2 separate regions of the Homo sapiens genome follow, and region 1 is linked to region 2. A link is a loop called in an ENCODE intact Hi-C map of the cell type or tissue named here. Cell type or tissue: PC-9. All regions are shown on one strand. Links, peaks and the distances in the headings refer to the core of each region. The heading gives the core; the rest is flanking DNA.

Evidence for each region. Hi-C counts contacts between places; a loop is a spot of excess contacts. Peaks named below come from ENCODE experiments on the same cell type or tissue, not always from the same donor. Only the 100,000 strongest peaks of a DNase experiment are listed, where the experiment ranks them.
Region 1: a loop joins it to region 2, with 2.8 times the contacts of the local background. A loop is called at or near these places in 3 of 110 quality-filtered maps.

Annotation. Positions count from the first base shown.
Region 1 is chr1:38,135,999-38,141,362 of GRCh38, forward strand. LINC02786 (long intergenic non-protein coding RNA 2786) reads right to left here. Exons shown (of 6, transcript XR_001737991.3): 2 at 1-415. Among named protein-coding and RNA genes, the nearest start is that of LINC02786, 2.9 kb to the right of the region's middle. RefSeq lists an enhancer at 4,119-5,032. In PC-9, for the core only: a CTCF peak has its summit at 2,458; a DNase peak (open chromatin) is centred at 2,813; H3K27ac peaks cover 478 bases.
Region 2 is chr1:38,023,912-38,029,275 of GRCh38, forward strand. It overlaps UTP11 (UTP11 small subunit processome component), which reads left to right. Exons shown (of 8, transcript NM_016037.4): 8 at 1-909. Among named protein-coding and RNA genes, the nearest start is that of UTP11, 14 kb to the left of the region's middle. RefSeq lists enhancers at 2,192-2,691, 2,858-3,410, 3,411-3,962, 4,782-4,831. In PC-9, for the core only: CTCF peaks have their summits at 2,893 (motif pointing right) and 4,992; DNase peaks (open chromatin) are centred at 2,920 and 4,270; H3K27ac peaks cover 1,615 bases.

The sequences.
Region 1 (5,364 bases), core at 284-5,283, 110 kb after region 2:
CCCTGGATTTTTTTTTAAAAAAGCCTTCTTTCCACTCATAAATCACCCTCCTTTGAAACCCCTCCTCCACTTTCTCTGCTCTCTCTCTCTCTCTCTCTCTCTCCAAGAGATCAGCACATTGCAAAGACAGGTTGTTGAATATTTTCTCTCTCATCACTAAGAAGGCCTCCCTGCTGGGTGTAATCAAGAACCATAAACTCGCCTTGCGGCTCGAGTCAGTGTGAATCGAGCCCCAGTCAGCTTTCCTCGATTCAGACACGCTCTGGCCGGCTGACAGCACGGGCCAGGCCGGCGGGTGACGGCCAGGCTGCTCTCGCAGATGCATCCGAAGGGGCTGCAGCCAGTGGGGCTGGGTCTCATAGAGTCTCCGCCACTGGCTCTGTAATGACCCGGCATGGAATTCAGGGCGCCTCTCCTGAAAGGTCAGGAAGGAGAGAAATCAATGCCTGCAGACAAGGAGTCCGTGCATTGACAGGTGCCACAGGCACTCCTTGGCCCTCACCCCATGTCCCCAGGTCCCCGGGGAGAGGAGACAGACAGGATGACCTCTCAGACTTGGCAGTTATTTCTGATGAGCAGCCTGACCAGATGGCTTTCTCTCTGGTTTTTAGAATTGTTCCTTTCAAGGTGGAAGAGGGCATGGACCTAGTGTTGCCCCAGTGGGCTAGGGTTGGGCTGGAGGGTGGTGATATTGGAATAAGAAGGGAGAGTGAAGGAGAGGCACCTGGGGAGCTGGGCTGGTGGCTGGTTGGCTGCTAAGGGAGCTGTCCTGTTCTTTGCCTATAAAGACAGGAACAGCAAGGGTAAGAAGTCTTCAGAGGGAAAGCTGGGGAGGAGCCTTTCCCGTCTTTCCTTGACTTTCTGTCTCTGACAATGTTACTGCCACTGCCTGGACCCCTGGGCCAGATGGTCCCTCCTTCCTGAAAGAGCTGCTTCCAATATCCCTTTCAAAAGATACCCTCCTCCTGCCAGCCAGCAAACCTTTAGGACACCTGAGTGGTTTCCCAAATATGCCTTGTACATTCCCACCTCCAGGCCTTTGTGTTTGCCATTTTCCCTGCCAGGCAGGCCCTCTCTTCCTTCTTTTTCTGGTAAGCTCCTTCCTACCTGTCCTTCCAGGCTCAGCAGAAATGTCTCCTTTTTTGAGGAGCTTTACCCGACCAGGCTGAGGTCACCGGTGGCTCCTGGGGAACTCATGCAATTCAGCCCTTAACATACTATGTTGTGGGGATCTGTCCATCTGCCCTTTGGGTGAGAGCTTCCCCTCTAGGGTTGGGACTGAGTCTGACTCAGCTTTACGTGCCCAGGGCCCAGCACTGAGTCTGTTGGGATGAACAGGATAGAAGTTTTATCACCAAGTTTCAACACTGCTCTCTGTCTGTACCTGCCTACCTGTGTACCTGTCTACCTGTGAACCTGTGTACCTGAGTGGGAGAGTGTGCCCTGGTTTCCATGCATCAGTCTTTGCAGGAATGTCTTTCTGCCCACTCTTCCCTTCTCCACCCTCCAAACCAGATAGGATGCTCCTTGAGGGCAGGGCGAGCTCTGCTTCATCTCTAAAAGCACAAATGCAAAGTGGGAGCTGGTAAAGATGTGTGGAACTGGGTCTGGATTTTGCTAAAAGGGACCTGTTCAGGCGGGAGCCCTCTAGGCAGGGTTGCTGTTGTGGCTTCCCATGAAGGGCCTGAGCAAGTCCCTGTGCAGGGTCCAAATGCTCACTCTTCATGGGGTGGGAGGGTCCTTTCCATTCAAGCATGGAGAAGCTGCAGCCCCAGAATCTGCAGGCTCAGCCTCAGGGGCTGGCTGTCCACGTTGGGTCTTCACATTCCCATTAGCCAGTTGTGGGGCTAGCCCTGGGGCTCTTCTCCCGGGGCTGCCAAATACGATGGCTCTCCAGAACAAAGGGCAGCGTTGTTTCTGCTGCTGCCTCCATAGCCTCCCTTGGGAGGCCGGGAGCCAGGACTCAGACAAAGTGTGGGTTTCCTCTCAGGTGGACAGCACGCCTGCCCTCCCGCCTATGCAGAGGCCACAGAGATATTGCCCACCAGATTCAGGGCTCTCATAACTCTTTCAAGACAATCACTTTATTTATATGACTTTGTTTAAAAAACCCACAGACGATCCACCACGGGGACATCTCCGACTGGCTCAGCTTGGTTCTCTCCTATCCTCTGAGTCCATAACTCTTAGTCTTTTGATTCTCCCAGTCCACACACTATAAAAATCTTATTTCTATAAGGTCTTTTATGGTTACCAAGATAGTCAATAGTGTCATTTTCATTCATATCATTCTGCAGGGAAGTTAGAGGAAACGAACCAGACAGAGGAGAGCTATAAATAAGGTTCAGCTACACAAGGCCCCAAGCAGATCCCACTGTGTTCTTTTAAAACTACTCATGCACAGAATACACACACACGACATATACCTATGCACATGTATGCCCAGTCATGCTAGAGACAGGTGCACACGAACTCACCCATGCACACAGGATGCTTTGTCCACATGCTGCTTGCATACACACACGCATGTATGTGCTTGCACAATTTAGCAGTTTTAGAAAAAAGCCCTTTATGGGATTTGCCTGTCTTTGGAGGGCCAAGAGCAGGCAGCAGTACTTGCTGTGGTGAGATGGGGGTACTGAAGCAGGCCAGCTCAGAGAACGCATTCCAAAGCCATGAACTGCAAGGCTGGGCACCTGGCCATCCATGAGCTCATGTGTGGGGAGCTTTGGAATTCCCGCCAACACAGGAGCTTAGCTCCGGCCTGAGTGGCAGAGGCAGCCACCCAGCCAGCACTGGGAATGCCGGGCCACTCTCAGAGCTTCCTCTGACTGTCTCTTGGTGTCATCTGAGGGCCAAACCCCTCATTCTTTGGAGGAGAGCCAGCTAGCTTCACCATTCTGGTTTGTGCCTTGCTGCCACACCTGATTGTCCACAGCCCTGCTGCCCACAGCTTTGCCTTCAGGGCAGGACCCCAGAGGAGGAGCATAAGTTGTGGCCCTAGAACAGAAAGCAGGAAGCCTTGGGCACTGAGGCCCAAGAGAGGCAGAGAGAGAGCTGGCAGGGGAGGGGAGGGTAAGAAGTCTTCCGAGGGAAAGCTGGGGAGGAGCCTTCCCCATCTTTCCCTGACTTTCTGTCTCTGACAATGTTATTGCCACTGCCTGGACCCCTGGGAGCAGGTAGGGGAAGGGAGGGGCTGCATGGCTAGTGCCAGAGAACTGTACTCTCCTTAGAGAATTCCAGGCTCATTGGCCTGGGGTGCAGAGGAAGGAATGGCCGCTAGAGTCAAGAGGTCTGGGTTCTAGCACTGACTAGCTGCACACTGCAGCCTTTTGCGATGCTGGGCAGACACCCTCCCCTCTCAGGGCCGCTATACCCCAGTGAACCGTAAGGAGGGATGCGCTCTCAGGTTCCTCCTAGTTTGGGAACTGCAGGTGGATTAGGCACACTTCAGGGTTCCAGGGCAGGTGTGTCTCCTTAGCTTCCCCATCTGCAAAATGGGGCTGATGATTTTTTACTGTTGGCGACATCCCAGGGACACTGTGAGGGAAACTGGGCGAAAGTCCAGGTGTACGGATGAGCTTATTTGGGAACTGGTGGCTTTGGAACTCATAACGAATGCAACCCATCAGGGTGCCCAAGACCTTGCAAAGGATCCCCTCCTACCCCCAGCTTCTTTCTTCCTCCTTACTACCCAGCACCCCCTGTACTCCCCCAGCACTGGAGAGCTGAGAATGCAGCCCAGGGCTCTGAGCTCGAGGCCTTGGAATTCCTCTATTCCCCTACTGCCTTCTTCAAGGGAACTATTAATTGTAATTTAAGCCTCCCAAGTTAAAAGCAGCGTGCAGATTTAAGGATTCTTTCATCCCAATTACACATCGTTTCTGGCTGCACTTTAGTGCCAGGCTTTTATCTGTTGTTCTGGGGAATCACTTATTGGCCAGAGCAGCGGGCTCCACGCAGATTGCTCCCTGATTATGTTTAATGGCAAATGGAGAGTTAACTCTCCTCCCTCCCCGGAGCTGTGTCGGCACTTTTCCCAGCCCAGCCGAGAGCAGCCCAGGGGAACAGGAGGGCATGGAATGGGGGAGCTGCAGGGACCTCCATGTCCTGGGACTGTTTGTGCAGGGCTCCGAGGGGACCCATGTGGCTCAGGGTGGCTAAGGGGGCAATGCTGCCCCCACCCGCTGGATGACCCAAGTGCTGTGTTTCAAATGCTGATAGCAGCCCTTTGTTTATTCTACACATTCCACTACCATGGGAGGCTACTGTGCATTCATGCCTTGGGCTGGCCTGTTTCCTCACCCACACTGGAGTGTGCCCGGCAGTTAGGGCCACTGCATCAGTCTTATACACACTTGCACACTCCGGGTGAGCCCAGCTCCTGAACCTGCACTGCCACACGCACACTCACACACACTCACACTCACAATCAACATCTCCATGTGCACGATCACACTCGACTTGCATAGACTCCCTACTCTCACCTGCGAGCACGCTCTCAGCTCAGTCCCAAACATGCACAGGGCTGGACCCTTCTCCACCATCAAATGGAGACTTTTCTGTCTGTCTTTTTGTCTTTTGCTCACAGAATTAGGCTGCCAGAGGAGCTTGGAGTGGATCTTGGAATGTCAGGTGATGAGATCATAGACTCAGACCCCTGTGCCATTGAGCCCCCAGGGTCACTCACTTCCACTGGGTTCCTGAGCCCCAGTAGGATTGTACCTTGTCACAGAGTTTGGGCTGGCTCAGTCCTTTGGATGCTACTCTGTGAATCTCAAACTTGACGCTCCAAAGCAGAGCTCCTGGTCTCCCCCAAACCTGCTTCTCCTGCAGTCCTCCCCCGTCTCAGCTCTTGGCAAGTCCTTGCTTCCATTGCTCAGGACAAAAAAACCCTGGAGTCATTCTTGACTCCTCTCTTTTTCTCACTTCCTACTTCTAGTCCATCAGCAGATCATGCTGGCTGTATTTTAAATACATATTCTTAATCTGATCACTTCTCACCACCCCCACTGCCACCACCTCGACCAACCCCACGAAGACCTGGTTTACTGTAGCAACCTCCAGACAGGCTTTCCTGCTCCTGCTCCTCCCCTCCATGCGGCAGCCAGACCCTGTCCTTCTCTGCTCCTCTTGAAGAAATACTTGAGGACCTTACAGGGGCTTGTGAGTCCTTATGTGATCTGCTCCTTTAACCCCACCCACTCCTGACTTCTCCTCCCCTATTTTCTCTCCTGCACTCCTCTCCAGCCACAATGACCTCCTTGCTGCACCCGTGCCTTAGAGTCTTTGCTGTTTCTCTGCCTAGAATGCTTTTCTACCCGATCTTTGCTTGAATAACCCTCTTCCTCCTCCTTCAAGCCT
Region 2 (5,364 bases), core at 312-5,311:
ACTGCAACTTTGAACTCCTGGGCTCAAGTGATCTTCCTGCATCAGCCTCTTGAGTAGCTGGGACCACAGACATGTGCCACCATGTCTGAGTAATGTTTAAATTTTCTGTAGAGACCAGGTTTTGCCATGTTGGCCAGGCTGGTTTTGAACTCGTGGCCTCAAGCGATCCTCCCACCTTGGCCTCCCAAAGGGCTGGGATTACAGGGATGAGCCACTATGCCCAGCCCATAATTTTTTTTGTTATGAAACATAGGATCTCATTACAGCAGATTTGGAAAGTAGATTAATTCATTCCTAATCCCAGTGCTTATTCAATAATAACAAATATTTATTGCATGCTTAACTGTGCTAGGAGCTAGAGCTGTGGAGGTGGACAATTACTGTGAGTAGTCTAGTTGATTTCCTCCATTTTGTAAAACGAGGCATCACTTTTTGTCCATGTTTTTGTGTTTTATAGTTACAGTAAACAATTTGATGTCCTACTTTTTTTTTTTTTTTTTTTGAGACGGAGTCTCGCTCTGTCGCCCAGGCCGGACTGCGGACTGCAGTGGCGCAATCTCGGCTCACTGCAAGCTCCGCTTCCCGGGTTCACGCCATTCTCCTGCCTCAGCCTCCCGAGTAGCTGGGACTACAGGCGCCCGCCACCGCGCCTGGCTAATTTTTTTTTGTATTTTTTTAGTAGAGACGGGGTTTCACCTTGTTAGCCAGGATGGTCTCGATCTCCTGACCTCATGATCCACCCGCCTCGGCCTCCCAAAGTGCTGGGATTACAGGCGTGAGCCACCGCGCCCGGCCGATGTCCTACTTTTTAATTAAATCATTAGCTCTTTCCCAGTTTGTTACATCACAAAAGTTTTTTACAGTAATATATGCTAGAGTAAACGTTAAAATAAATATTATTTTTAATGATTGCATAGTGTTTTATCTAGTGGATAGACTGATTTTACCCTCACTCATTCTTCTTTTATTGGCTATTCAGGTGGCTTCATAAATTATCCAAGGAGGAATTTTTTTCTCTTACTTAACAGCTGCAGATAGAAACTCTTGGAACAAGGAACCTACGGGAGCACCTCTTCCTTATTGATGAAGCTCAAATCAGTATAGGCCTGGCTGTGTCTCTGTCCTCTGCACTCCATGCCAACTCACAATTCCAAGGCTAGAATAGCTTGGTGCAGACCTTCACTCTGGGAATATGGACCCCTGGGTGTGTTGGCCAGCTTCTTTCTCTTCTCTGGTTCTCTCCTTCCTTTGTTTGCCCATATCAGGATTATAGGCCAAGGACAGTAAGGACAGGACTGAACATGCTTAGAGCAAACATGGGAGAACAGGGAGCGGGGTTCTGGGGGGCTTGCGTAGCCCTTACACCAAGGAGGGAGAACAGCCATGTGTGGATTGTAAGGCTTTAAAAGAAAATTGTTAATGCTTAATAAGTGCCCATGACTGTGAGCTTCCTGTACAAGCCTAGACTAGAAGCCTGTTTCCTCAGGGTGTACCCAGTGGAATTTAAATCAGGGGCCCTGGAAAACAGCAAGAAGGGTCAGGAAACAGAAACCAGTAGGTTTTGCCTTCAGGAAGGAAATGCTTCCCATTGTGTGTATGCACTCCCTTCTGGGGAGGTGCTGAGCTCAGTCAATGCTGAAAGTTTTAGAGACTTGAGGATCAAACCAGGGAAGGGACTCATCATAGTGATACTAGACAGGGGAGTGAGCAGACTAAGCAGCAGTCTGATCCTGGGGTCAAACAGCTGGATGCTGCTGCTCCGTCTCTTGCCCCTGCTGGGTGGGAAAGTGGGGGAGAGGATAGGGAATAGACCTAAATGCCTTCTCACGAACCACACACCCACATGAAGGTAGGCTCGCCTCATGGAATCTCATGTTCACAGATGCACAAGGCACATATAACTCAGGCCTCATAAACAGGTACAGGCATACCTACACACCGTCTGGCACAGGAGCACAAACAGTGACGTTTGAAGAGCCACACTCCCAGGCCAAATGGAGCAGGAAAGTGCATCCTTTTGGTGTACTGTGAGTTCCAGGCTGAAGGTAATCGGAGTGCTGTAAGGGGAGCTGGGTGTTCTGAATTGCTGTTACACTGAGTGCTGTCTCCAAGACTCAAGGATTTTAAGCAAAGAGATTGGCTGTCCCTGTGACTAAGCAAAGACAGGCCCCAGCCCCATGTATTCTGAGAATTGGCCAGGGCTTTGCCGCTTTGGTACTCAGTGGGACCCTAGACTCTTGGCTTGTTGGGGAGGGAAGAGTATTGTTTGCTTAGCCGCCCTTTTTGGCCTAGGGGTGATTTGGGCTGTTGGTGGCATACTGCTCTAGCTGTGCCAAGGGGGCTGTGGGCAGCCTATGGAGCTGGAGGGATTTTCTGAGTCAGGACTTGTTTGGCTCAGGTCTCTTGTACAAACCAAGTCTCCAAACAGCAGTTCTATGGTGATGTGGACCCTTCAGGTCTGTCCAACAGAGAATTCAGTAAGCCTGGCTCAGTCTTAGTCTGTTGCTGCATCCTAGGGCCCTTCCCACCAAAGCAGGAGAGTGTCAAGCCCTAGCTTTATTCTTGAATAAGTTCATCTTTTTCTTTGAGACAGAGTCTTGCTCTGTCACCCAGGCTGGAGTGCAGTGGCGCGATCTTGGTTCACAGCAACCTCCGCCTCCTGGGTTCAAGCGATTCTCTTGCCTCAGCCTCTCTAGTAGCTGGAATTACAGGCGCAGAGACGGGGTTTCGCCATGTTGGCCAGGCTGGTCTCGAACTCCTGATCTCAGGCGATCCACCTCTCCTTGGCTTCTCAAAGTGCTGGGATTACAGGCATGAGCCACTGCTCCTAGCCAATCTTTTTCTGATTTCTAACTGCTTCCTGGTGCCAGGGTGGAAAAGGGCCCAGCAGGTGGAGCTGCTGCCCCTTTGCTGGGATTCCTTCTCAGGGACTTGGTGTCCACCCACCCAGCACACTTGTCTTCTTTCAAAAGTGTCCTTGTACTTAGGAAGTACTTGCATGTGTTTGCTTATTGAATTTAATGCTAGGGGGGAGAGCTCCCATGAAGAAATGGGATTTTCTCACCCTGAGTTTGAGATGAGTGTGGCCCCAGGAGGAAGACTGGGCAGGAAGGTGCTTTTCCTTCCTGTTTCTAGTGAGGACCATGCAGGGAGGTCTCTGTCACATAGCCCCAAGTTTCCCATAGGGTGGTTCCACCCAGACCTGGGAGGGGTCTCCCTCCGTGCAGCTTTAAGCATCTGTTTGTCGCTCACTGTCCTCTCCCCCATGCTGCTGACGGTGGGGCACTGAGCAGTTAGAGCTGCACGTCCTCCAGCAGGGAAGGCAGCCAACAGATGCAGACTCGCTCTGCCTACCTGTGGAGGCCGGTGAGGCCAGGGCCTGTTGGGACTTGAAACAGTGAGGCAAGTGGGTGTGTGGTGCTGGGCTCCCCGCTCAAGTTCTCCCAGCGTGCCAGTTCCCGGAGCCTTATGTGCAGGGTGTTGGGGAAGGGCGGGCTGAATCGTGGGTGGGAGTCTTGGCTCAAAGCCCCAGGTGAGTGGAGGAATTGGGGGCGGACCTGAAGTACTGTCTTGAAGTGGACCTGGCAGGCCTCTTGGGCTTGTGCAGCTGCCTCCCCGGGTCAGAGGGTGCGCCCTCTGTACCCAACCAGGTCTCCACAGGTCTGTCTCAGCAAAAAGTGCAGGGAAGGATCAGAGAGAAGCTGTAAAACAAAGGGAGGCAGAGCTTCCCTTCCCAAGCCTACTGCTGAGAGGTTGGAGTGTAGAGGAGGCTGCCTAGTTCATGCTTCTGCCTGTTCTTTCCTCAACTGCTCTGGCCAGAGGGAAGAACGTCTCCGCTGCTTCTCAGGCTCCCTGTAAGGAATTTCCTGGCTCCCTATTCCTGGATCCATCATCATCACATTTAGGAAGTCTTGTCCAGTCTACTCCTAGGTGAAGCATACACCTAGGTCTCCTTGTTCATCTTGTCCGCTTCGCTTAATGCAAAGGGAACAAACTGCTTGGGGCTGGGGTGGTTGCACAGTCCAGCCCTGTGCTCCTGCGTGGTGGTAGGAGAGGCTCGTCCAGAACGGAGCTAAGGACCCAGCTTTTTCTAGGCAAGAGGAATATATCAAGGGAACTGCTGTGTTTAGGGGTAAGCAGAGGATGGAAAGGGCTTCCTTTCCCCTCCCTGCATCTGTCACCTGACGGCCATGCTCAGATCGGGTTAATGAAACTGTGGTGCCCCAGGCAGCTGGGCAGCACCCCCCTGCCCTGAATCAGCCTGAGTCATTTACAGCTTTCTCCCAGTTACCCCAAAGGCTTCTCTCAGAGGTGACAAATGTAGGGGGTTGGTTTCGGGTTTCATGTTTTCACATTACTGGGTGGAAAAAAGAAAAAACACCTTTCCAAACCAAAAAAACCAGCTTCTATAGCAGAAACAACTTGTCCCGAGAGCACTGAAAATTTCCCCATCCTCTCTCCTCATCTGCTCAGAGACACTGAGACCAGTGATGGAGGGGTTAAGGGGAGGGGTTGGAGTCAGGCTGAGTGGAGTGTTGGGGACAGCCCCTTTGGAGGTGGCAGCACCTGCCTTCCTGCTTATAGGCAGGGGAGGACCTTTGCAGGGCCCTGCAGCTCTGAAGCCTGTGGTCTCCAGTGCCCAGAGATGGATTGCCAGGGCATGGGACAGTGAACTCAGGGTGGCGAGGGACCAGGGAAGGAAGGGACCATCTCCCCTCCCTAGCTATTTTGATCCCAGGAGGTCTGGGACAGGTGTCCCTCCCTGGCAGAGGGTTCTTGAGGTGGAGTGGTAGGTGGAATATAGAAGGTCCATCTGGCACATGGAGCCTAGGGGGCAGCACCCCCTCCTCTTGCTGGCTGGTAGCATTGTAGACCACCCCAGCCCCCCGCCAGGGGCAGATGGTCTCCATAGCAGATGGAGACTAGGCTGGCAGTGGCAGGATGGGCTTTCTAGTCTCAGCCTGGCCACTCTGGCTAATAAGACAATCCGGGGGCAGTGACAGGGCTAACTGCTGGTGTGTGTGTGTGTGTGTGTGTGTGTGTGTATGTGTATGTGTGTGTGTATATAGGTGTGTAGGAGAGGGAGCCCTGGCCTTATTGGGCCATTCTGGGGGAGAAGTAAAGAGGAGTCCCAGACAGAGTCAGTGGATCTTTGGGGCCCCCTCAAGTTTGCTATGTAAGCGTGGCAGGCTCTCAGTGCCTGGGCTCCTGAAGCTGCCCTGGTTCTTGTGTGAAGGGGCCGGCTCCTGGGCTGGGAGCCTCTGCTGCAGCTGGAGCCTGGACTGCTTGATTTAGACCCCCTGCCAGGTCCCCAGAGCTCGGCCTGGGCAGCAGCTCCTCCCAGAGGACGCGCCCGTTTATTAT